Linked DNA regions of Homo sapiens: region 2 is linked to region 1. Evidence: read pairs that join two places in POLR2A ChIA-PET (ENCODE). Cell type or tissue: OCI-LY7. All regions are shown on one strand. Links, peaks and the distances in the headings refer to the core of each region. The heading gives the core; the rest is flanking DNA. Region 1 overlaps ANKRD12 (ankyrin repeat domain 12). Region 2 holds the start of LOC124904243 (a long non-coding RNA gene).

The links. ChIA-PET counts read pairs that join two places held together with the same protein. Peaks named below come from ENCODE experiments on the same cell type or tissue, not always from the same donor. Only the 100,000 strongest peaks of a DNase experiment are listed, where the experiment ranks them.
Region 2: POLR2A ChIA-PET joins it to region 1 with 11 read pairs; 5 of 35 experiments call an interaction of 5 or more read pairs at or near these places.

The regions. Positions count from the first base shown.
Region 1 is chr18:9,159,558-9,162,472 of GRCh38, forward strand. The region is part of intron 1 of ANKRD12 (ankyrin repeat domain 12); the gene reads left to right. Among named protein-coding and RNA genes, the nearest start is that of ANKRD12, 24 kb to the left of the region's middle. In OCI-LY7, for the core only: no CTCF peak of the experiment used is centred there; no DNase peak of the experiment used is centred there.
Region 2 is chr18:9,065,513-9,068,427 of GRCh38, forward strand. It overlaps LOC124904243 (a long non-coding RNA gene), which reads right to left and starts at 279. Exons shown (of 2, transcript XR_007066278.1): 1 at 1-279. RefSeq lists an enhancer at 1,140-1,359. In OCI-LY7, for the core only: no CTCF peak of the experiment used is centred there; DNase peaks (open chromatin) are centred at 459, 1,059 and 1,509; H3K4me3 peaks cover 1,033 bases; H3K27ac peaks cover 2,500 bases.

The sequences.
Region 1 (2,915 bases), core at 259-2,758:
AGTAGCTGGGACTACAGGCGCCTGCCACCACGCCTGGCTAAATTTTTTTTTTTTTGTATTTTTAGTAGAGACAGGGTTTCGCCGTGTTAGCCAGGATGGTCTCGATCTCCTGACCTCGTGATCCACCCGCCTCGGCCTCCCAAAGTGCTGGGATTACAGGCGTGAGCCACTGCGCCTGGCCCTTCACCATCCATTTATTAATATTTAATTGTTCATTTTCTTTATACATGTATAGTAGTTTCAGATTTTTTTTTTTTAATTATTTGAGACAGAGTCTTGCTCTGTCACCCAGGCTAGGGTACAATGTCATGACCATAGCTTACCACAGCCTCAAACTCCTGGGCTCAAGTGATCCTCCTGCCTCAGCCTCCCAAGTAGCTGGGACTACAGATGTCCACCACCACACGCAGCTCATTTTAAAATATTTGTTACTCTTGCCCGGTGGCTCATGCCTGTAATCCCCGCACTTTGGGAGTCCGAGGTGGGCAGATCACTTGAGCTCAGGAGTTTGAGACCAGCCTGGGCAACATGGTAAAACCGTGTCTCTACCAAAAATACAAAATATTAGCTGGGTGTGGTGGCATGGGTCTGTGGTCCCAGCTACTTGGGAGGCTGAGGTGTGATCACAGCTCAGTGCAACCTCAGCTACGTGGACTCAGGTGATCCTCCCACTTCAGCCTTCTGAGTAGCTGGGACCACAGACTGTGCTGAGGCACCTGGCTAATTAAAAAACAATTTTTTTAGAGATGGGTTCTCACCAGCTCAGTCTGGTCTCAAACTCCTGGCCTCAAGTGATCCTCCTACCTTGGGCTTCCAAAGTGCTAGGATTATAGGCATGAACTCCTGTGCCCAGCTTAAACTATTTTAAGTATATAATCCAGTGGTTTTTTTAGTATATTCACAGTGATGTGCAGCTATTGCCACTGCCTGATTCCAGAACACTTGTCATCGCCCAAAGGAAACCCTTGTAACCATTAAGCAGTCACTCCATATTTTCCCAGTCCCCTGGCAAGCACTGATGGAGCTTTCTAAAAAGTGTTTTTTTATCACTCTACTCAGATACTCCGATTCAGTAGCTCTGAAAATGAAGCTAGGGATCTGTATCTTTTTTAAAAAGTATTCTTCTTGCTTCTGGTAACCAGGGAAGTTTGCGTTATCAAGTGTTATGAGCCTAAAAGAACAGCTTATTAAATTTGAGAGTAAATTGTAATGTTCTAGAAGCAGTTAATATGAATCAAGGAGCACCTAATCAAAGCTAAAAACAGTGCCAACACAATTTGATCGTCTTTAAAAGTCAGTTTAGATAGGGTTGAAATGAAAGAAATCATTTTATAAACTGTCAGCCTGTTGCATTTGTGTTTAGATTTCAGGTAAATTTAATCTGTAGTCAGTATTCATCCATCACTCAGTTTTGGTGTATTTTGTTCTCCTTGGTTTCCCCTAGTTTTTGTTTTTTGTTTTTGTAGAGATGAGGTCTCACTATGTTGCTTAGGCTAGTTTTGAACTCCTGGGCTCAAGCAATCCTCTTGCCTTGGCCTGTGTGTGTGTGTGTTGTTGTTGTTGTTGTTTTCCTTAAATTTTTTAAAAACTCCTGCTTACCTTAGTTCAGTCAGAGGGAAGCTATCCTTCTCCATGACCTCCAATACCTTAGTAAAACTGAGCTCTTAAAGAGTGAGTACTTATTGCCCAGTATGTAGCCATGGTAAAACTAAGTATATCTGAAAACTTAGTTGTGAAAGATTTGTAGACAGACTTTAACTTTGATCCCTTTTTGTCCTTTTTTTTCTCTATTTCTGTTTTTATTTTATTTTATTTATTTATTTTTATTATTTTTTTGAGACAGAGTCTCGCTCTGTCACCCAGGCTGGAGTGCAGTGGCGCGATCTCGGCTCACTGCAAGCTCCGCCTCCCAGGTTCACACCATTCTCCTGCCTCAGCCTCCTGAGTAGCTGGGACCACAGGCGCCCGCCACCACGCCTGGCTAATTTTTTGTATTTTTAGTAGAGACGGGGTTTCACCGAGTTAGACCAGGATGGTCTCGATCTGCTGACCTTGTGATCCGCCCGCCTCGGCCTTCCAAAGTGCTGGGATTACAGGTGTGAGCCACTGCACCTGACCTCTTTTTATTTTTAATAGAAAAAAGAATTGTGTATAGTTACGGGGTACTATGTGATATGTTGATGTGTGTGTGTGTGTATATATATATAAAATATATATATATGGAATGATTATACCAAGCTAATTAACACATTCATTATCTCTCATATATTTTGTTGCAGTGAGAACATTTACCTACATTATTTATTTATTTATAACGTTTTTTAGAGACAGGGTCTCACTCTGTTGCCAGGCTGGAGTGCAGTGACACAATCATAGCTCACTGCAGCTTTAAACTCCTGGGTGCAAGCCATCCTCCTGCTCTAGCCTCCTGAGTAGCTGTGACTACAGGGGCATGCCACCACACCCAGCCAATTTTTTTTCCTTCAGCTTTTAAGTTATGGGGTACATGTGCAGTATGTGCAGGTTTGTTACCTAGGTAAACATATGCCGTGGTGGTTTGCTGCACAGATCAACCCATCACCTTGGTATTAAGCCTAGCATCCATTAGCTATTCTTCCTGATGCTATCCCTCCCCCAACCCCTCCCTCCTAAAGGCCCCAGTGTGTTTGTCCCCCCCCACCCCAATATGTCCATGTGTTCTCATCGTTGAGCTCACACTTATAAGTGAGAACATGTGGTGTTTGGTTTTCTTTTCCTGTGTTAGTTTGCTGAGGATGATAACAGCTTCCAGCTCCATCCATGTCTCTGCAAAGGACATGATCTCTTTCCTTTTTATGGCTGCATAGTATTCTGTGGTGTATGTTTACCACATTTTCTTTATCCAGTCTATCATTGATGGGCATTGGGGTTGATTC
Region 2 (2,915 bases), core at 321-2,820, 94 kb before region 1:
CCTCCTCCTCCTTCCTCCTTTTGTCTTCTATTCCTAGAAGTCTGTGGCTTTTCATAGTTTGGGGATTTTGTTGTTGTTGTTTTGACAGAAGAATTAAGGTCACACATGTATTTAATGCCCTGAGCCAAGTAGTGTCTTTTCCCAAAGGCCACAGAGCTTTGCCTAGGTGCCTCTGCACCGTCATCACGCTCTCATTGACCTTCCTTTCTCTTCCTCCAGGTCCAGGGGAAGTAAAAATCCCAAATCAAAAATCCCCTTAAAGCTTTATTAAAATGAGAGCTAGAAAGAAAAAAAAGATTAAAATAAATAAATGAATAAATAAAGTAAGAGCTAACAGCTAATATTTATGACGTGCTCACCATGTGCTGAGCATTCTACATAAATTCTGTCACTCCCACTTCACAGTACCTCCACGAAGTAGGTACAAATGCAAAAATCTCAGCCTCAGTGAGGGTAAGTGACTTGTCTGAGGTGCTCTGAGTACTGAATGATGGAACATTCATGTGTACCTAAACAGTCTGACCATGCAGCCATGCTCCAGCCACAGTGCAACGTGCAACACTGGTCGGGGGAGCTAACAAGGAGTTAACAAGGCAGTGAGTAACACTGCAGCTGTTACAAGAACCACTAGAAATCGTGGATTTGCAGAATATCAACAATATTTTGTCCTTGTCTTGAAGGAAAGGTACTAGGGCTAGGATTACTTTTTTTTTTTTTTTTTTTGAGACAAGGTATCGCTCTATCTCCCAAGCTCACTGGCTCACTGCAGCCTTGAACTCCTGGGCTCAAGCAACCCTCCCGCCTCGGCCTCCCTAAGTGTTGGGATTATGAGCATAAGCCATGGCGCCTGGCCTACGGTTACTTTTAGAATGTCTTCTTTCAGGATTCTCTAGGTTTTACTCTAGGATTTGGCTGGAATAGAATGCTGGTAAAGCTACCTAAGGTTTAGGCCCCCAGGTGATTCCCGGTAGTGAGATTCTTAGCAACTTTCAGAACCCACATCCGTGCTTGCTCCCTTTTTACTACATCAGCCGCTGACTCAGGACCAAGCTTTATTTGGTCTCAGCAGCCACCTGAGAACAGCAGTTGCTCAGAATTCTGCCCTGGTTGCTGGGGTTTCTACCTAAGGCCCTACCCTGTCTGGTCCCAAAGGTTCCTCTTCTTGGATTCAAGCTAACCTTGGCCTGCATTGATTTGGATGTTACCTTTTCCCTATACCAGCTCCACCCTGGAAGTTTCTTTGGCTCAGACTCCTAGAAAACCAGAAGCTGCCCTTGCCTTTGCCTTCTGTCCTTCTCAGTTTGTCCAAAATATTCCTCACCAAGCCATATAGGCTGGCTTGACCTTAAATGAATTTCAGCCCCTCTTCACTATGCTGTTCAGTTGGCACCTGGCCTGTTCTCAGTGGGGCCTGGTGACCGCGATGGCAGGTGCCTCTCTTGGGGAACCCAACCGCCTTTCATGGGATCTTCCAACCCAACTGTTACTTCCTATTTGAAAGCTTTAGACCCAAGTAGGTCCACTACAAACTCTGTTTCCAGCCAGGGGGACTTTTCTAATTCTCAGTTCATTTGCACAACAGAAATGACACCAAACCCAGTGGGTGTTCATGTCCCTCCCAGATCAGGTGACCAGCTCTGCAACCCCACTCTCTTCCCCTGGTTCTTTCTGATGATTCACCTATGAGTTACACACCTTCCCCTGTGCTAGGGCTGTCCTCTAGCCTAGACCCTACCGAGATATTCTGACAGTGTTGAGCCGTGCTTTTCACATTTCAGTCTTTCATTTATAGTGGTCACAATTTTTGTCATAGATAAATAAGTATCATCCGTACTATTAGTTATTTAATGTATTTTTCTTTAAATCACTTAGTTTTTAACTTTAAACCCAATATTCTTCAGTGTTGCCCTAAATAATATTACCTTCAAGATCAGTGGTTGGATATGCTAGTTATATATTTACTTTTTTTTTTATTTTTTGTTTAGTTTTTTATTTTATTTGAATCATCCACCTCAAAATGTCACTAGTTATATATTTTCTTTTCTTTCTTTCTTTCCTTTTTTTTTTTTTTTTTTTGAGACAGAGTCTCACTCTGTTGCCTAGGCTGGAGTGCAAACCTCCGCCTCCTGGGTTCAAGTGATTCTTGTGCCTCAGTCTCCCAAGTAGCTGGGATTACAGGCGTGCACCACCACACATGGATAATTTTTGTATTTTTGGTAGAGACGAGGTTTCACCATGTTGGCCAGGCTGGTCTTGGAACTCCAGACCTCAGGTGATCTGCCCACCTTGGCCTCCCAAAGTGCTGGGATTACAGGTGTGAGCCACCTTACCCGGCCTAGTTATATATTTTCAAACACACATTAACTAAACAAATAATTATAAGCACTGAGTCCATCAATGTCAATATGACACAGCTTTTTTTCCAGGAAACACTCGCCCAGGAAAATAAGACTGTAAGCCAATATGTAACTTGGCAATTTGCTTCAGAAAATTCCTGCAAATCAATGTATTTGGGCAGGCAGTTTGCTTACCTGGGCAAAGAGCTCGTTTATTAGACAAGTTTACTCCTAAGGACCTTTGCCTCACATGCCTTCCAATCCTGAACGATTATGTCAGAAACTGAGCCCAACCCAACCCCAATCTGTTCTCATGGTTTTGCCGCCTTGCCCAGACCGGTCTCAAACTCCTCAACTCAAGCAATCCACCTGCCTCGGCCTCCCAAAGTGCTGGGATTACAGGTGTGAGCCACCACGCATGACCTGACATTTTATTTCTTTTTTAAATTTATTTTATTTTCATCTTTTTTCATTTTTTGTTCTGAAATTTCATATGTTCAACTGTTTACCACCTAAAATCATCTCATCCATTAGGAGTGGTAGGCACAGCAGCCTTTGATGAAACATTTCCCCTAAAAA